Linked DNA regions of Homo sapiens: region 2 is linked to region 1. A link is an interaction called in ENCODE POLR2A ChIA-PET data of the cell type or tissue named here. Cell type or tissue: GM12878. All regions are shown on one strand. Each heading gives the region's core, and the rest is flanking DNA. Links, peaks and the distances in the headings are about the cores only.

Region 1 (10,614 bases), core at 1,398-9,397:
TAGTGCTTGGAAAGTACTAGATGTTAGGATAAGTCTCCATAGCCTCAGAGGAGCCTGAGACCTTGTGAGAAGGGTGACTTAGAGCCTAGGTCCTGCCTGACTGCCATTCTCAAAGGATGCTTAGCTCCTGTGCACTTTGCCAGCACACTGTGCACAAGTTCATGTAGCTGTTGAAGAGAATCAGTGAAACCAGGGTCCCGGGATGCTTTCCTTCTGGTTCCAGCTGCAGCAGAGTACACAGGCCACAGTGCTTATACCCCAGGGGTGGGCCCAGAGCCTCCAGAGTGGGAGATTCATGACACGGCTCTGTCTCCTGCAGTGATGTCATGCTCTCCTTTCAGCTAGATTTTAATTTCCAGGGAGAGCTTGCTAAGTTCACTGTCAGGATGCTTGTCCATGGGGCTGGAAGGCCCAGCCTCGATCAGCAGCACAGCATCTACTGAACCACGGTTAACTGTTGTCTTTCTGTATTGAAGGGGGTGGGGAGTGAAATCAGGCCTTGCCTGTCATGACATGGCCAGTGTTGGGAACAAAGCTTATCTTGGTCATTTATCATTTCCTCTTTGTTTTTCCATTTGGGAAGTAAGAAATTAAATTGTATCTAAAGAGAATCTCCTTCCAAGGTCTTCCTCTGAAAATCATTCTGGGACTAGAAAGGGTTTTTCCTATGCTCCGGGCAATAAAGCTTTTAAGACTGATGACATTGACAAAATTCTCTGAGTGACACGCAGGAGGCAACATAATCCTTCTGGTAGGAAAAACATCAGTCCAATAAGCAGATAACATATTGCCTGTTCCTCTGTAAATAAAACAGGACACATCAATTTCTCTTCTGCCTGTGAATGATGACCAATTTATCAAGTGTACACTGAATAATGACTTTCCGTGGGGACAGCAGCTCTTAAGATAAAGTGTTACTGCTCTAGCTACATTATTATAAACAACATCCAATTTATGGAGTTGGGAAGCAGATGCATTTCTCAGTCATATGTCACTATTATCTAGAACGAGCCATAAAATCTAGGCTGTCGCATATTTTCTGGCTGCAAACTTCAAGCAATTAATAGTCCTACAAAGCGGTCTTGATCACAGACCAATTTAGAAATTAGTTGTTCAATATGATGATTAAATTCTAGAGCTGGAACTTGCGATGGCCAACTGTGACAAATCTTATACAACTTTTCAGACGGAAGGAACTGTTTGAGACGCTGGGAGTTTTTGGTGAATTTCAAATGAGGTACCTTCACCTCAAGAGTGTGCTGTGATCTGGCCCAGCCTTCGAGAGGAGGATGAGTCACCGGCATTTTCCTGCATCCAAATGCCGTGTCTGGTCCCCAACCCCTGAGTCAGTGTTAGGGAGGCAGCAGACACACAGCAGACGCACCCTTCGCTCTGATGGAGGACAGTGTCCACACTGCTCTCCTGCCAGGTCTTTTTTTTTTTTTTTTTTTTTTGAGACAGGGTCTCGCCCTGTCACCCAGGCTGGTGTGCAGTGGTCCAGTCACGGCTCACTGCAGCCTCAAACTTCTGGGCTTAAGCCATCCTCCCATCTCAGCCTCCCAAGTAGGTGGGACTATAGGCGTGCACCACCATGCCAGGCTAAGTGTGTGTGTGTGTGTTTGTGTGTATTTTTAGTAGAGACAGAGTTTTGCCATATTGCCCAGGCTGGTCTCAAACTCCTGGGGCTCAAGTGATCCGCCTGCCTTGGCCTCCCAAAGTGCTGAGATTATAGGCATGAGCCACTGCGCCCAGCCAAGAACTTTCATTACCACCCTGCCTTTTTCCCCAGCTTAGGGAAGACATAGAAAGCTATAAGTTGGCAGGACCTTAAGTGAGAACTAGGAGATATAAGACGGTGGGAGAACAAACCTTGGAATAAGATTTGAAAATGTGACCCTGTGCAGTGTGAAGCCTATGCCACCAGAAACAGAGTGGAAAGAGTGATAAGTGCTGGGGACATTGTTGCTCACTAATAGGTTATTTTAAACATAGGGGTAGGACCACGCTTCGCACTGTCATCTGTAATGTGTGAACAAAAATAGTTTTGTGGCCGGGCGCAGTGGCTCACGCCTGTAATCCCAGCACTTTGGGAGACCGAAGTGGGTGGATCACCTGAGGTCAGGAGTTTGAGACCAGCCTGGCCAACATGGTGAAACCCCGTCTCCACTGAAAATACAAAAAACTTGCTGGGAGTGGTGCCGCATGCCTGTAATCCCAGCTACTTGGGAGGCTGAGGCAGGAGAATTGCTTGAACCCAGGAGGCAGAGATTGAAGTGAGCCGAGACTGCGCCATTGCACTCCAGCCTCGGCAACAAGAGCGAAACTCCGTCTGGAAAAAAAAAAAAAGTTTTGTTCTAGCCGGATGCAGTGGCTCACGCTTGTAATCCCAGCACTTTTGGAGGTCAAGGTGGGTGGATCACTTGAGCACAGTAGTTCACGACCCGCCTGGGTAACATAGCAAAACCCCGTCTCTACAAAAAAATACAAAAATGAACTGAGCGTGGTGGCACATGACTGTAGCTCCAGCTACTTGTAGGGCTGAGGCAGGAAGATCACTTGCTCCTGGGAAGTGAGGCTGCAGTGAGCAGAGATCATGCCACTGCACTGCAGCTTGGGTGACAGAGTTAGACCCTGTCTCAAAAGAAAAAAATAGTTTTGCTCTGTCATTTGGTTGACAAAACCTATTTCAGCACTCCATTTGCCTTGAAATACGTCTATTTATTTCTGTGGTTATTCAGAAGTGCTGTCTTTTGTGCATCTGTGGGCTGCTCAGGACGGCGATGCAGTCTGAAGATGGATTTCACTATATTGAACGTGTACTATTGCATTTAAAATTAGAGACAAGAGAAAAGAAACCACCACTCACTGATGACAAGTGTCTGGTGAAATGGACACTTGTACAGGCTGCTTGTAAAAGTACATTCTGTTATGAGACATGGGAAAAACAATTTGGCAGTAAGTATCAAAACCTGTGTTGTGGGCGCTCATGTAATCCTAGCACTTTGGGATGCTGAGGCAGGAGTTTGAGACCAGCCTGGGCAACATAGTGAGACACTGTCTCTACAAAAAGTTTAAAAATTTAGCTAGATGTTGCCCAGGCGCAGTGGCTCATGCCTGTAATCCCAGCACTTTGGGAGGCTGAGGCGGGCAGATCAGATGGTTTCAGGATGGGGGCTAGTCACAGAAAGACCAAACGTTGTTTAGAAACCTGGAACTTTCAGCCTCGCCCTCCAAGCTCTGGGGAGAGCTGAGGAGCTGGAGATTGAGTTAATAATCCATCTTGCTGCCGGGCGTGGTGGTTCACACCTGTAATCCCAGTACTCTGGGAGGCCAAGGCGGACAGATCACAAGGTCAGGAGATGGATAACATCCTGGGCAACATGGCGACAAAACCCCGTCTCCACTAAAAAAATACAAAAATTAGCTGGGAGTGGTGGCACATGCCTGTAATCTTAGCTACTCGGGAGGCTGAGGCATGAGAATCGCTTGAACCCATGAGGCAGAGATTACAGTGAGCGGAGATTGCGCCACTGCACTCCAGCCTGGCGACAGAGGTAGACTCCGTCTCAAAAAAAAAAAAAAAAAAAAAAAGCTAGATGTCATGGTGTGTACCTGTAGTTCCAGCTACTCAGGAGACTGAGGCGGGAGGATCCCTTGAGCCCAGGAGTACGAGGCTGCAGTGAGCTAGGATCGTACCACTGCACTCTAGCCTGGGCGACAGAGTGAGACCTGTTTCTAAAAAACAAACAAAAAATCCTATCTCCTTTGACTCAGCCATTTCCCTTCTAGGATTTATTCTGTTTTTTTCTGTTTTTTTTTTTTTTTTTTTTTTTTTTTGTTGTTGTTGTTGTTGTTGTTGTTTTGAGATGGAATCTCGTTCTGTCTCCCAGGCTGGAGGGCAGTGGTGCGATCTCGGCTCACTGCAAGCTCCGCCTCCCGGGTTCACGCCATTCTCCTGCCTCAGCCTCCCAAGTAGCTGGAACTACAGGCGCCTGCCACCACTCCCGGCTAATTTTTTGTATTTTTAGTAGAGATGGGGTTTCACCGTGTTACCAGGATGGTCTCTATCTCCTGACCTCGTGATCTGCCCGCCTCGGCCTCCCAAAGTGCTGGGATTACAGGTGTGAGCCACCGCGCCCAGCCTCCTTCTAGGATTTGTTTTAAGGAAAAAAGTTAGTGGAGAGTTGCTGAGTACAGCACCACTTGCACTGTCAAAATTTGTACAGAAAACACATGTCCAGCATAAGGGGACTGGTTAAGTAAGTATTGAGACATCCATGAAATGTGACAATACACAGTCCCACAAATCATGTTGTGGAATGTGTTTTGGATCCATTGCTTAATGCAAAAAGTCACTTAAAAAACATTGTATCATGTGATCTCAATTTTACAAGAGAAGGATACACTGTGTATGCTTGGAGGAAAAGAATCACCAAAATATTTACAGTGACTATCTCTGCATGTTCAGAGAGGGCCTGATCTTTAATTTTTCTCCTCTGTGCTTTTCCTAATATTCTACCATAAACATACATTATGTTTGTTATCAGAGAGAAAGAAACAATGGGATTGTTGAAGAACCTCAGCCAGGGAAGTTAGCAGAATTCTTATAAAGACTAGAAGAATTTATACAGGATATTGGACTATTATATCATATTATATTATATTATATCATGCTGTAAGGTTCTGCAGTCACAAGGGGATGGGAGGGGAACTTCTTAGCAGTTCTATTTATGATCAGATGATCTTGGGGAAATACAGCGAAGGAAAACCAGGGTCAGCTGAGCCCAGGGAATTTTCTAAAGAGCATCATTTATGATGATCACATCTTGGAAAGAAGATGTAAGAAGTGTACTGGATATGTTTTGGTTTAGAGTTCATCATAAATTGGAGAGAAATAGTAGACTTGGATATCCCATAAAATAGCTCTGAATCCTGGTAGGATTAATTAAATCTCTATCCATGCAAGATAAAGTGGTGAAGCAAATCCTAACTGGGCCTCTGTTGCCTAGAATGGGTCTTGTGCTTAAAAACAACAACAACATACAAGAAGAAAGGAACCTGGCCTTGGAGCTGGAGTTGGTGATCTACATCCACCCTGGTTGGAGGCTCCATGAGACCCAGCCCTACACCCCCAGGTCTATCCGGAAAGAAGCCACGGCAAGGATGGTAGAGGTCGTCCTCATCAAGGAGGTTCCATTAACACCATCTCCTTTGTCAGCCACACCCATCCACCTGTGTGTGTGCCTGTATGCATGGGTGCCAGCCACAGGCATCACTTGTGTGTGTGTGCCAGCCATGCCCATCCAAGTGTGTGTGCACATGCCAACCACAGTCTATCTGTGTGCATGCATGTGTGCTGGCCATAGTCCAGACTGTGTGGGTTTTGCTTTGGCACCAGACTGGGAATCCCAGAATGGGGCAGCTGTGGGACCACTGCCTTGTTCCCTGTACCTTCATAAACAGCTGTTTCCTTATTTCATGCTGTAGCATGCTCAATACCTTAGAATCGTGAGTGTTGCTTAGGGGGACAAGTAATTGTGTTACTCCTTCCCCACCCAAACTCCTCTTGGTATTTCTCACCAAAGTGCAACTAGCATTAGAGCATGGGATTGTTGCATGGGATTGCCCCAACACTGAAGCCCTTTTAGGTTCCCTGGCCCTCCTAGTGAATACAGTAGGACCCTTTCTGATCCTATGACAGTAGGACGCTTTCTGATCCTGTGATAACCCCAAATGCCCCTACCACTCTTTCAAAGCCATGTGGGAGCCATGCTGAAATGACAGGTGTGATATCCAAATTGAATTGGATTAGCTCAAAAAGCCTTCAGGCCCGAATCCTCTCCCAATCTGTGACCTCTCCTCCAAGTGCCTGAGAATGACTGAGTGTCACACATTTGCGTGATGGCTTTCCTGTTGGTGACCTGTAGCTTTGAAATACTCCGTGCTTCCGACAACATATATCTGTGGATATTTGGAACGTGTGGCTTTGACCAATTTTGGGATCCCATAAATCTTAGAATATCAGAAGAGGAATCAAGGACCCAATATTTTAACTCACTCATTTATTCATTCATTCATCAGTCAGGATTTGTTAAGGACACACTGTGTTAGGCACTGGAGCTCAACAATGAGCACAGAAATGAGTCAAGCAATCACATTAATAATATGTCATTGCAAACAGGGATGCATGCTCTGAGGAAAGAAAAGAATAAGTTAGAGGGGAGTTTGTCTTAAAGGAACTGCCCAGACTGAGCAGTCAGAGATGGTTTTTCACTAAGTGATGTTTGAGTGAGATCTCAAGGCAAAGCAGGGGCTGGCTAGACGAAGGGGAGTTGTGGTGGCATTTGATCATTCTAGATGGAAGACAGAGCCTGTGCGATGGCCTGTGTGCAAGGGCTGCCAGGGCGTGGGAGGAACTGAAAGGAGCCAGTGTGGTTGAACACAGAGAACCAGGGGCATTTGAATAAGGGCCTTATGGGCTTCTTACGGAATTGGAGTTTTTAAAAGAGCAATGGGGAGCCCCTGGGGGCCTTTAAACAGAGGTGCTAGGACCAGATATGCATTTTGGAAAGATGATCATAGATGCAGTATGGGGATTAGATTAGAAGAGAATCTGACTAGATCCAAAGGGAAATCTTCCACCCTTTTCAGAGCAAGAGATGAACACAGCCTGGACTAAGGGGGTGGCAGTGGACCAGGCAGTGAACTATGGGTAGACTTATGAGATCTTGAGGAGGTAAAATGATTGGTGCTTGGAGATGCATTGGTTTGAGTGATGAGAATAAAGGAAATGATAAGGATGATTTTCAGTTTTCTTGTTGGGCAACTTCCAGAATGGAGGTTGATGCCATGCATGCCACTGGGACCTCAGAAGGGATCAATCACATGGAGCTGGCCGGGAGGGCTGGGAAGAAATCATAAGTCCACCATTGGACAAGTTGGGCTTCACTTGTCTTTGAGACCATTTAAGGAGAAGTCAAATAGGGAATTACCTTGGTGGAGGGAGGGGCAGGAACAGGGCGGAGACAAGAGAAGATATGGCCATGGTGGACTTGCAGGTCTCTGTGAACCTTGATTTTCTGTCCTGTTTTCCTTTTCTGGATGGTTCTGCTAGATGATGGGGTGGCTGTCCAGTGTGACAAGCAGCAAGGGAGGCTCAAGTATCACGGGCAGGAGGAGAACAAGAACTAAAACTCCTTAAAGATTGTGCGCAAAATAAGATTAAAAGTATAATTGTCCCTCCGTATCCATGGGGGCTGGTTCCAGGACCCCCGCAGGTACCAAATTCCTTAAATGCTCACGTCTCTGATAAAATGGTGTCCTATTTGCACACAACCTGTCCACATGCTCTGTATACTTTAAATCATCTCTAGATTACTTATGATACCTCATACAATGTAAGTGCTTTGTAGATAGTTGCTATACTATATGGTTTAGGGAATAATGACAAGAAAAAAGAAGCCTGTGCATGTTCAGTATGACACAAACATCCATTTTTTTCCCAGAATATTTTCAAACCATGGTTGATTGTAGCCACAGATGTGGAATCTGCAGATACTGAAGGCTGACTGTCATATGTCCTTTGGAAACCTGAAATAATAGCATCACCTGTTGACAGTCTAGGACCTTTCAAAGATCTAGCAATACTGATGAATTAGAGATTTAAATTTTTTTTTAATGTTTACAAGCATTCTGACTCATTAAGACCCTCTGACATGACCTCAATGGCTTGACTTGTTGGGAAAGATAGCCTGGCCTTTCCTAATACGAGGTGAAGACCTATATAGCTCCAAAGGAAGGTTCTCGGACATGTCCCTGATCACTTTTTGCCCCTGCCTGAGGCCATTCATTAATGAGATTGTGTTGAGGAAGGAAAAGAATAGATTAAAGGAAATATCACAGATGTTTCCCTCACTCCCTGGGAGTGACTTCCTGGTCACTTTGAAGTTTAGATGGTGGGGTATTTTCCAACACTAATAACCAATTATCTGATTCTCTAAACACCAACTGAGTGTTCAAAAATTTAACTCAGTTCCTGCGTTAGTTTGCTAAGGATGATGGCCTCCAGCTCCACACATGTCCCTGCAAAGTGCATGATCTCATTCTTTTTTATGGCTGCATAGTATTCCATGGTGTATATGTACCACATTTTCTTTATCCAGTCTACCATTGATGGGCATTTGGGTTGATTCCATGTCTTTGCTATTGTGAATAGCACTGCAATGAACATATTTGTGCATGTGGTAAACTAATACAGGAACAGAAAACCAAATACTGCATGTTCTCACTTATAATTGGGAGCTAATGATGAGAACACACGGACATATAAAAGGGAAGAGCATGCAGTGGGGCCTATTGGAGGGTGGAGGATGGGAGGAGGGAGAGAAACAGGAAAAATAACTAATGGATACTAGGCTTAATGCCTGGGTGATAAAATAATCTGTACAACCAATCCCCATAACACAAATTTACCCATGTAACAAACCTGCACATCCTGCACACGTACCCCTGAACTTAAAACTTCAAAAAAATTTAATCCAATCCTGACACTAACCATCTGGAGTGAGCACAGACCCCACAGGTTTTAGGGCTCAGTCCCACAAAACTGCACTTGCTCCTGATGGGGTTGCACGTCCTGGGCTTCTAGTACTTCTGAACGACTGGCTATAAATTGAGGGTTCCCATGATGGTGGATGGAGGGTACATAGGATGAGGTCCTTAAGGGTCCTGAGCAAAGCAGCTTCTGTTCCTGCGGAGTTGGGGTGCAAGAGCCTCCTGGCACAAGAATGTGTTCACCAACCCAGAGGCTCTCTGAACTCCATCATTTAGGAGTTTTTATGGGGGTTTTGTTACGTAGGCATGACTGATTTTTTTTTTTTTTTTTGAGACAGAGTCTCGCTCTATCGCCAGGCTGGAGTGCAGTGGCACGATCTTGGTTCACTGCAACCTCCGCCTCCCGGGTTCAAGCAATTCTTCTGCCTTAGCCTCCTGAGTAGCTGGGACTACAGGAACGTGCCACCATGCCCAGCTAATTTTTGTATTTTTAGTAGAGACGGAGTTTCACCATGTTGGCCAGGATAGTCTCCATCTCTTGACCTCGTGATCTGCCCACCTCAGCCTCCCAAAGTGCTGGGATTACAGGTGTGAACCACCAGCCTGGTCGCAAGATGGGTTATTAACTCAATCTCCAGCTCCTCACCTCTCCCCAGAGCTTGGAGGGCGGGGCTGAAAGTTCCAGGTTTCTAAGCAACATTTGGTCTTTCTGTGACTAGCCCCCATCCTGAAACAATCTAGGGGCCCAGCAAGAGTCGCATAATTAGAACAAAAGTCACCTCCTCTCACCCCCATCCCTCAGGAAATTCCAAGGCTTTTAAGAGTTCTGTGTCAGGAACTGAAAAAGACCATATATATATTATTATTTTTTTGAGACAGGGTCTTGCTCTGTTGCCCAGGCTGGAGTGCTGTGATGCAATCTCAGCTCACTTTAACCTCCGCCTCCCAGGCTCAAGTGATTCTGCCACCTCAGCCTCCCAAGTATCTGGGACCACAGGTGTGTGCCACCACACCCAGCTAATTTTGCAATTTTGCTTATTTTTCTTTTCTTTTTCTTTCTTTCTTTCTTTCTCTTTCTTTCTTTCTTTCTTTCTTTCTTTCTTTCTTTCTTTCTTTCTTTCTTTCTCTTTCTTTTTTTTTTTTTTTGACAGAGTTTCGCTCTTGTTGCCCAGGTTGGAGTGCAGTGGCACGATCTGGGCTCACTGCAACGTCTGCCTCCCAGGTTCCAACGATTCTCCTGCCTCAGCCTCCCACGAAGCTGGGATTACAAGCACGTGCCACCACACCTGGCTAATTTTGTGTTTTTAGTAGAGACAGGGTTTCTCCATGTTGGTCAGGCTGGTCTCGAACTCCCGACCTCAGGTGATCCACCCGCCTCAGCCTCCCAAAGTGCTGGGATTACAGGCGTGAGCCACCACGCCTGGCTAATTTAGCTTATTTTTCACAGAGACATGGTCTCACCATGTTGCGCAGGGTTGTCTTGAAATCCTGGGCTCAAGTGATTTGCCCACCTTGGCCTCCCAGAGTGCTGGGATTACAGGCCTGAGCCACTGTGCCTGGCCTATGCTTCTCATTATGGCACAGGTGGCTGGTCCACTCTGGAGGTGCTCCCTGGGTAGCAGGTGCACCCATGGGAATCCTAGCAGCGATTTGCAGCCAAATTCAGCAGTAGCTCTCTCGTCCCCTAGGAAGCAGCAGCTTCTGGCCAGCATGCTTGCCTGCAGCAGCTGATCCTGTCCCTGTAGAGGGTCTTACCTTCCACAGACTCTGTCCAAAGCCGTTGGCTGGTCAGAAAGTTCTGAATCTGGATGGCTCAGGACTTGCCTAGTGAGAGTGTGTGGAGTAGGCAGGGGCCACATGCATGCCACATGGTTATATCTGTGGCCAACGGCTGTCTAACAGAAGTAGGAATGCTTCCATTCCAAGAATAAGGGCGCTTCTCACCATTCATTGAGTGTCTGCTTGGAGCCAAACATTGGCACACTCACTTGCTAATCCTGAAGCCCTGTAGGAAGGCATGGGATCCCCCAGGTTGTAGGTGAGTTACTGGAGCCCCTAGAG
Region 2 (10,614 bases), core at 803-8,802, 420 kb before region 1:
TCCCGTGCTGGATGCTATCTGCCCTCAAACATCGGACTCCAAGTTCTTCAGTTTTGGGACTTGGACTGGCTCTCTTTGCTCATCAGCTTGTAGACAGCCTATTGTGGGACCTTGTGATCGTGTAAGTTAATACTTAAACTCCCCTTTATATATATATATATATATATATATATATATATATATATATATATATCTCCTATTATAAATATATATTATAAATTATATATTATATATCCTATTATATATAATATATATCCTATTATAGATATAGATAATATATATATATCCTATTATAGGTATAGATTATATATATATCCTATTATAGATATATATATAATATATGTATCCTATTAGTTCTGTCCCTCTAAGAGAACTCTGACTAATACACTTCCCTAGACAAACAAAAACTGAGGAAGTTCATAATCACTGGACCTACCTTAGAAGAAATACTTAAGGGAGTTATTTGTTGAAATTATGCTAAACAGCAGTGTAAAAGCATATGAAAGCATAAATCTTATAAATGAAGGTAAATATAGAGTCAAATATAGAATAATGTAATACTGTAATAGCAATGCGTAAATTTCCTTTAACCCTAATATAAAAGTTAAGAAATATATTAAGAATAACCAGAATCGACTGGTCACAGTGGCTCATGCCTGTAATCCCAGCACTTTGGGAGGCTGAGGTAGGCGGATCATGAGGTCAGGAGATCAAGACCATCCTGGCTAACATGGTGAAACCCCATCTCTACTGAAAAAAAAAATTTTTTTTTAAATAAATAAAAAAAAAAATTAGCTGGGCATGGTGGCGCGTGCCTGTAATCTCAGCTACTCGGGAGGCTGAGGCAGGAGAATCGCTTAAACCAGGGAGTCAGAGTCTGCAGTGAGCTGAGATCATGCCACTGCACTCCAGCCTGGGCGACAGAGCGAGACTCCGTCTCAAAAAAAAAAAAAAAAAAAAAAAAAAAGTAAAGAAAAGAAAAGAAAAAGAAAAAAAAGAATAACCAGAATCACAAAAGTTTGCCAATGGCCACCCAATATAAAAAGAAGTAAACTCTGACTACAAGAAAACAAAGTGTGAGAGGAGGGGAGTAAAAGTGTAGAGTTTTTTAATGCAATTGAAGTCAAGTTATCAACTTAAAATATGATGATTATAACTATAAGATAATTTATGCAAACCCTATGGTAACCACAAGGAAAAAGTCCATAATGGATACTCAAAAGATAAAAAGAAAGGAATCAAAACAAATCATTACCAAAAACTATCAAATACCAAAGAAAGACGGCAAGAAAGAGAGGAACAAAACAATAGCAAAATAGATGAAAACTATTAACAAAATGGCAGTAGTAAGTCCTCACCTATTAATAATTACTTTAAATATAAATGGATTAAACTCTCTAATCAAAAGGCTTAGAGTGGCTGAATGGATTTAAAAAACAAGATCCATCAATTTTCTTCTATAAAAGACTCACTTTAGATTTAAAAACACACATAGGTTGAAAGTGAAGGGAAGGAAAAATTATTCTATGTAAATAGTAACCAAAAGAAAACAGGGCTGGCTATACTTGTATCAGACAAAATAGACTTTCAGTTAAAAACTCTCTAAAGACAAAAAAAGTCATTGCAAAATGATAAAAGGGTTGAATAATCTAACAGTTATAAAAATATATACACCCAATACCAGAGCACCTAAATATATAAAGTAAATATTGACGGATCTGAAGGAAGAAATTGACAGCAGTAAAATACTGATAGGAGAATTCACTGCCTCATTTTCAATAATGGACAGAACATCCAGACAGAAAATCAATAAAGAAATAGCTGACTGAATAATGCTCTAGACTAAATGGACCTAACAGACATATTTAGAACTTTCTACCCAACAGCAGAAGAATACACATTCTCCTCAAACATATATGGAACATTCTCCAGGATGGATCACATGTAGGTTCCAAAACAAGTCTTAACACATTGAAGAAGACTGAAATCATTCCAAGTATCTTTAAGACCACAAGGGAATGAAATAGAAATCAATAACAGTGAGAAAGCAGGAAAACTCACAAATATATGGAAGCCAAATGGCATTTCCTTGATAATCATTGAGTCAAGAAATCAAAAGAGAATTGTTTAAATACCTCAAAATAAACAGAAATGAAAATGCAATATATCAAAACTTATGAGATGCAGCAACAAGACTACTAAGAGGGAAGTTTATAGCAATAAATGCTTGTTTCCATTACAAAAAGAACACCTCAAGTAACCTAATTTTATAGCTCAAAGAATTAGAAAGAAGAACAAACTTTTCCCAAAGTTAGCTAGAAATAATAAAGATTAGAGTGGGAATAAATCAAATACAGAATTAAAAGAAAGAACAGAAAAATCATCAAAGCTGAACTGAGTTTTCGAAAAAAATAAACAAAATTTGCAAACCCTTAACTAGACAAAATCAGAAGTGAAAGAGAAAACATTACAGTGGATGCCTGAGAAATAAAAAGGATCATGAGGGACTTTTATGAGCAATTGCACACCAATAAATTGGATAGCCTAGCAGAAATGGATGTGCTGCAATAAATATGTAACCTATTAAGACTTAATCAAGAGGAAATAGAAAGCCTGAAGAGACCAATAAGATATAAGAAAATTAAATCAGTAAACAACAACCTTCTAACAAAGAAAAGCTCAGGACCTGATGGCTTTACTGATTAATTCTATCAAACAGTCAAAGAATAATTAATAGCAATCCTTCTCAAACTCTTCTGAAAACTAGAAGAGAAAATACTTTCAAATTCATTTTGTGAACCCAGCATTACCCTGACATCAAAATCATACAAAGACACCACAAGGAAGAAAAATAAAAACTAAAGGCAAATATCTCTGATAAATAAAAAGCAAGAACCCTCAATACCAGCAAACTAAATTACTAGCAAACAAAGTCCAGCAGCACATAAAAAAGATTACACACCATGACTAAGTGGGATTTATCCCTGGGATACAAGATTGGTTCAACATATACAAATCAATCAACATGATACACTGTATTAACAGAATGAAAGATAAAAATCACATGATCATCCTAATAGATGCACACAAATCACTTAACAAATTTCAATATCCATTCTTGCTAAAAACTCTCAAAAAATAGGTATAGAATGAACTTACCTCAACAGATTAAAGGCCATTTATGAAAAACCCACAGCAAATGTCATAATCATTGAAGAAAATCTGAAAGCATTTCCTGTAAGGTCTGGTACATGAATGTCCACACTATGACTTCTATTCAACATAGTACTAAAAGTTCTCGCCAGAGTGATTAGACAAGAAAAAGAAATAAAAGGCATCCAAATAAAAAAGAAAGAAGTAAAATTATCTCTGTTTGCAAATGATATGATTATATATGTACAGAACCCTAAAGACTCTATAAAAAACTGTTAGAACTAATAAATTCAGTAAAGTTGCAGGATACAAAATCAACATGCAGAAATCAGTAGTGTTTCTTTACACCGGCAACAAATTATCCAAAAAGGAAATCAATAAAAAATCTCATTTATAATAGCATAAAAAATAATAAAGTATTTAGAAGTATATTTAAACAAGGAGGTGAAAGATCTATTACATAGAAAACTATAAGATATTGATGAAAGGAATTGAAGAAGACACAAATGGAAAGATATTCTGTGTTTGTGGACTGGAAGAATTAATATTGTTAAAATGTCCATACAACCCAGAGTTATCCAGAGATTCAACACAATGCCCATCAAAATTCTAGTGGTAATTTTCACAGAAATGGAAAATATAATCATAAAATTTGTATGGAACAACAAGCGATCCTGAATAGCCAAAGCAGTCTCGAGAAAAAAAAGAATGAAGCTGGAGGCATCACACTTCTCAATCCCAAAGTATATTACAAAGTTATAGAAAATAAAATCAGTATATTGAAGAGATAGCTACACTCCCATGTTCATTGCAGCATTATTCACACTAACCAAGATGTGGAAACAATCTGTGTCTGTCAACAGGTAAATGGATAAAGAAATTGCTAGATAGAGAGATAGATAGATAGATAGATAGATAGATAGATAGATAGATAGAATAGATGGATAGATAGATAATACATAGATGCATGTGTGTGTGATACACACACACACACACACACACTGGAATATTATTCAGCTTTAAAAAAGAAGGAAATTCTAAATCCTGTCATTTGCGAAAACATGGATCTCTACAGCTTCTAGGGGCTGAGAGCTGGGAGAAATGGAGACGTTAGTCAAAAGGTATAAACTTTCATTTATTTGAGATGAAGTAGCTTCTAGAAATCTAATGTACATCATGGTGACTATAGCTAATAATGCTGCATTGTATACTCGAAATTTGCTAAGACAGTGAATCTTAAGTGTTCTCATTACAAAAATAAGGTAATTATGTGAGGTAATGGATATGTTAATTAGCCTGACTATAGTAATCATTTCCCAATACATATGCATATCAAAACATCAAATTATATCTCAATAAAAGCAGTTATTTAATTTTTTAAAACCATGAATTTTGGGGGACACATTCAGTGTATTGCAGTTACTTTTTATGGCAAAATACCCCATCCTTTGTGCATTCCTTGGTCCTGCCTCCATCTCTTTCTTAAGGAGTCTCTTATAAAGTAGCTGTGTATTTCCTTAATCTCTTATGCACAAGAACAAAACAAAACAAGAAACACAAAATAAAATTCTTAAAACCTTCCTAGGGGAGCATAGGTTGTATTCATTCTCCCACCTTGTTTCTCCCCAGTAGGGGAATGTTGATTATCTATTCTGGAAGCCACTGGAAGAAAAGACTCCTAGTTTCCGAGTCAAGAAAATCTCCAAATATCTATTAAGTAACTATATTCAGGTGACCCTGGGGAGATTTAAAGATGGATAAGACATAACTTCTGCCTTTAAGGAGCTTAGAGACTGGGGTGAGAGGAGAAGCAATAGGATACTGATTAATATTTGTAGTAAAAGCCAGAACACTCAACATGCCATAGCGAAGTAAAAAGTGAGGGGAGGTCACATTGAAACAGAAGTTAGGAAAGTCTCCATGCAGAGGGTCCCCCTGAAATGGGCCTGGAGGGTTGCATTTCCCTAAGCAGAGAGTGTATTAATGAAAGCCAAGGCACGACAGCATGAAAGCCCAGGCTATAAAGAAATAAAACCACTTTGGGGGGCCGAGGCGGGTGGATCACGAGGTCAGGAGATCGAGACCATCCTGGCTAACGTGTTGCAACCCCATCTCTACTAAAAATACAAAAAATTAGTTGGGCATGGTGGCACGTGCCTGTAGTCCCAATACTACCGTTTGGGTGTACTTATTTCCCAGCTACTCGGGAAATAAGTAGCTGGAGAATCGCTTGAACCCGGGAGGTGGAGGTTGCAGTGAGCTGAGATCGCGCCACTGCACTCCAGCCTGGCGACAGAGCGAGACTCTATCTCGAAAAAAAAAAAAAAAAAAAAAGGAAAGAAAGAAAACCAGAAAGGAAAACTGGAGCACAGTTTAGAGCAGAGGCCAGCAAATGTTTTCTGTAAAAGGCCAAATAGTATTTTAGGCTTTGAAAGCCATGTGGTCTCTGTCACAATGACTCAACTCAGCTATCATAGCACAAATGCAGCCATAAGCCATACGTAAACAAATGGATGTGGCTATGTTCCAATAAAACTTTATTTATAAAAACAGGCAGTGGGCCAGAACGCACAAATAAAGAAACTATAGACCATGAGAAACCACTGAAGATTTGTGAGCAGGAGGATGATATTATAACATTGCCAATGCTATATATTTGGAAAACTAATCTGACTACCGGGAAATGCTATAATAGAATTGGAGGAAGTGGAGTTCCGTGTGGAAATAACAGCTGGGAGGCTGTTACAATGGTTGGATAAGAGGCCTGAATTACAGTATCGAGGGCAGAAATGAGAAGGCCAAATGTGTAGGATATGGTAACTTGTTGGACGCAGAGACAAATGGAGGGAGCAGAATTAAAGATCACTGCCAATTTGGAGCCTGGGGGATGAGGAAAAATTTGTGAGCAATGTAATAAGGGAGATCTGGGGGGCTGGATGTGCCACCGGATTCTCTTTGTCCTCTGGATGCTCAGCAAATAAAGTCAAGGAAGCCAGCCAGACAGAGTGGTTGGGCCGCTCATGTCAGGTCTCTGAGTCTCTTTTGTGCAGAGGCGTCACCGCACATGTCCGGAGGCCATGTGGGACATGGGGCCGACGTGGGGCTCCAGTGCAGCCCCCACGGCTTCCCAGCAGACAGCACCTGACACTCTCTAAGTCTGGCCAAGCCTGGGCTCCGAGCAAGCGAGGACGAGGATCACTGAGCCGCTAGACATCTAGGAGGCCAGCCAAAGCAGAACAAAACCAGCCCCGCCAGAAGGAGGCTGAGGCTGTGCCAAGTGACCATGGAAGCTGCGTGTGTGGGCCAAATTGCTTTCTAATTACATTGCTCTCCAGACAAGACAAAATTGTGCCTCTTGAAAAGCATGTATGTGCTGTCAGAGTGGATCTAGAGAGGTCAGGCTACGTGGACATCCAGAGCAAGGAGTCATGTTTCAGAATTCATTAACATCTCCTCTGCTAGGAAGGAAGAACTTGGAGAGGAGGCAGGGAGGAGACTGTGACTCAGTGGGACATTAGGGACACCTTCTAAAGAATCGAACACATTTAAATAGAGTAGGTGATTCTGCAAGAAAATGTGCCATTTCATCATGAATAGCTCATCATTTCTCTCTGAAACGTAATGTAATACCCTCCTGGAAAAAATAACATAAAGATTGTTTTTTTGCCTGTGTCCTATAGCAAACATTCTCCCTGCTGCTCTGCATGCTGAGACAATTTAGTCGAAAAGGAGTTGCCTTAGAATTTGCCACATTTATGTTTGACAAAGAGGCAGTTTACTCACTAGTTGCACATTTGCTTTCTGAGATGCAAACGTTCAGGTTTGGCAGATATTGAAAACACTATTTTGATATTTTATGCACTTTCTTGGGACTCTATTTCAGAGGCAGAGCAATAAGGGAAATATTCCTGACTTAGAATTATAAATATAATGCTACCATTTGGGCATATTTATTTCCCAGGCAATCAATCAGGAAATGTTAGGAAATATATTCAGAGTGTTTCAAACATGATTCCAGTTAAATGAGTAATCTTTCCCTTTTCTTTCCATATGTTAGATAATTTTTTAAAAGATGAAATAGTAAAAGAATTAGTAAAATTTAGAATCTTGAACTCAGATTATAAATATAAATACGACAGTCAATTTTTAAAGAAGAAATGGCTTTAATTATGCTGAAATAAATGATGGTAGTAAAACCAAATACTGCTCATTATATTTATATGCACAATATTTAAAATACAACTGGCGATTCTAGGACTTTCTGGCAACTCTTTTGATTTTGTCAAGATAAAGGCTGAACTAGCTGGTATCTAGTCTCTTCAACCAGGTCCCAGGTGGTCCAGACCAAGAAGAGTCATGCACTGTATAACAACATTGCAGTTAATAACAGACACATGAAGGATATTGATCCCATAAAATTATAATACCATTTTTTTTTTGAGACAAGAGTTTCAGTCTTGTTGCCCAGGCTGGAGTACAGTGGCGTGATCCCGGCTCACTGCAACCCTCACCTCCCGGGTTCAAACGATTCTCCTGCCTCAGCCTCCCTAGTAGCTGGGATTACAGGTGCCCACCACCACACCTGGCTAATTTTTTGTATTTTTAGTAGAGATGGGGTTTCGTCATGTTGGTCAGGCTGGTTTTGAACTCCTGGCCTCAAGCAATCCACCTGTCTTGGTTTCCCAAAGTGCTGAGATTACAGGCGTGAGCCACTACACCTGGCCTATAATACCATAGTTTTACTGTATCTTTTTTTTTTTTTTTTGAGACAGGGTCTCACTCTATTGCCCAGGCTGGAGCACAGAGGCAAGATCATGACTCACTGCAGCCTCAGACTCCTGGGCTCAAGGGATCCTCCCACTTTAGCCTCCTCAGTAACTGGGATTACAGGCACAGGCCATTACTCCCAGCTAATTTTTGTATTTTTTGTAGAGACTGCATTTCTCCATGTTGTTCAGGCTGATCTCAAATTCCTGGGCTCAACTGATCTGCCTGCCTCAGCCTCCCAAAGTGCTGGGACTACAGGTGTGAGCCATCACACCTAGTCCTACTGTACCTTTTCTATGTTTAGTTATGCAAATGCTTAGCATTGCATTCCAATTGCCTGCAGTATCCAGGACAGTGATACACTGTATAAGTTTTGTTACCCATACAACGGGTCAGTGCCATCACATGGCAGGTGGCAGTCCAGTGACCACAACCAATGGGGACTTAAGCAATGGGGACTTAAAGGGATTTTATTAGTGGCAACAAATGAGGAGGACATGGGGGATAGTTCTCAAAGGAGTGCCTCCTCCAATCAAAGGTGAAAACAGGCCTTTTGTTGGCCTGGTGAGCTGAGTCACTGTATGTCGAGATGGAGCAAGATATTAATAGCACATGTGCTGTCATTGATCATGCTTCTACATATGTCACATGTATAGAAAATGGCAAATAAGTTACTCTCTGGTCAGGGATTTTAGTACGGTTATGAGGGAAGTTCCAAAGTTCATCTCCAACTCAGGCACCTCTGGATCCAATGGGTTTTTGCTTTTCCAGGGCTGAGCTTCTTCCTGGAATTTTTGGAAACAAGAAGAACTTAAGGTACAACAGGTACTAGTGGGTACTTTTTCACAGTCCATACCCAAAAACCTAGGGACCCTGGGTTAAGTTTGCAGCCTGAGAACAATAGGCTATACCATGTAGCCTAGGCGTGTAGGAAGTTCAACCATGTAGGTTTGTGTAAGTGCACTCCGGTATGTTTGCACAATGATGAAATCACCTAACAGCACATTAAGTGACTTATGACTGCACATCCCCAGCTATTTCAATGGTTTAGGTACATTTATATACACACCATGTGCTCACTGTACTTTTGACCAAAATGATCAAGAAGTTTTTATAAGAAAACTTAGATGTGGGTCTCTTCTACTTCCTTCCCATCAGTGCCATCAAGAAGAGTAGACTGCGGTAAGAGCTTGCCTGGCTAAGTCAGGCAAAGAACGTAGTAAAGAAGAGAAGGAGGGGGAAAGTCAGGTTGGTCTTCTTGCAGAGCCCTTTCTGATAAGAAATTCCTCTTTCTGGACTGTCTAACTAGCTAAATGTTTTTTTGGCCTTTGGAGGATCTGATGGAAAGGGTGGTTGGGTCAAGAGAAGACTGTGCTTCAATATCAGTTCTCCTTGAATGGAGACTGTGGTGGTTTAGGTATGGTTTGTTTGTCTTCACCAAGTCTCATGTTGAAATTTTATCCCCACTGTTGGGGGTGGGGCCTGGTGCGGGGCATTTGGGCCATGGGGGTAGATCCCTCATGAATGGCTTGGTGCCATTCTTGCAGGAGTGAGTGAATTCTTATTCTTAGTTCCTATGAGAAGTGGTTGTTTAAAAGAGCCTGGCATCTCCTCCCCCCCTCTCTTCCTGTCTTTTTTATTTTTTTTGAGACGGAGTCTCGCTCTGTCACCCAGGTTGGAGTGCAGTGGCGCGATCTCAGCTCACTGCAAGCTCTGCCTCCTGGGTTCACGCCATTCTCCTGCCTCAGCCTCCCAAGTAGCTGGGACTATAGGTACCCATCACCACGCCTGGCTACTTTTTTTGTATTTTTAGTAGAGACGGGGTTTCACCACGTTAGCCAGGATGGTCTCGATCTCCTGACCTCGTGATCCGCCCATCTCGGCCTCCCAAAGTGCTGGGATTACAGGCGTGAGCCACTGAGCTCGGCCTCTTCCTGTCTCTTGCCACATGATCTCTACACATCAGGTCCCTTTCACCTCCCCTTCACCCTCTGCCATGAGTGGAAGCAGCCTGAGGCCCTCCCCAGATATAGATGCCAGCACCATGCTTTCTGTACAGCCAGAAGAACTGTAAGTGAAATAAACCTCTTTTCTTTACAAATTGCCCAGCCTCAGGTATTCCTTTATAGCAACACAAATGAACTAAGACGGAGACCCGGGTGGGCCCATGGATTCCTGCCCATGAAGGTGCATCATTGGCGAAGGCTTGAACACCACAGGGCCGAGTCACTGCGCCTATAACCAGGTGAATGAGAACTAGGCCTCACGACGAGGTCAGCTCCTCCCAGTTCTGCTGGGGGTGAGTCAGTGCAGTTCAGGGTGAACCAAACATAAACCCAGCTCTGGGTGCTGCTAGTCTTGGTGCCCAAGGAAGCTTGGGAGGCTAAGCCTCTGCATCGTGGCCTGAGAGGAGCAAAGCAGCCTCTCTCCTTCCAAGATGCCTGGCCCACAGGCAGACTCTGCTGACAGGAGAATCATCAACTGAGAGACTCAGCACTTTGTGGAGTGGGTGAAATTGTCCTCCTTTTCTCTATATGCTCCTTTTAGTGCACTTCCAGGCACCTTCTTCCGTGTCAGGGACCCCAGGACCTCCTGCTTCAACCATCCTTCCCCATCCCCAATATCAACTGCCTACAAAGCTTAGCTTCAGGCAAGAATCTGTATGATTCATTGAAATCTTGGTGGGAAATTTTC

What was found. ChIA-PET counts read pairs that join two places held together with the same protein. Peaks named below come from ENCODE experiments on the same cell type or tissue, not always from the same donor. Only the 100,000 strongest peaks of a DNase experiment are listed, where the experiment ranks them.
Region 2: POLR2A ChIA-PET joins it to region 1 with 10 read pairs; 2 of 35 experiments call an interaction of 5 or more read pairs at or near these places.

What each region holds. Positions count from the first base shown.
Region 1 is chr10:30,738,462-30,749,075 of GRCh38, reverse strand. No RefSeq gene overlaps it. Among named protein-coding and RNA genes, the nearest start is that of LINC02644, 21 kb to the right of the region's middle. RefSeq lists an enhancer at 10,528-10,597. In GM12878, for the core only: no CTCF peak of the experiment used is centred there; DNase peaks (open chromatin) are centred at 5,482 and 6,405; H3K27ac peaks cover 1,165 bases.
Region 2 is chr10:31,153,484-31,164,097 of GRCh38, reverse strand. LOC105376481 (a long non-coding RNA gene) reads right to left here. Exons shown (of 3, transcript XR_001747410.3): 3 at 8,169-8,705. Among named protein-coding and RNA genes, the nearest start is that of LINC02664, 29 kb to the left of the region's middle. In GM12878, for the core only: no CTCF peak of the experiment used is centred there; no DNase peak of the experiment used is centred there.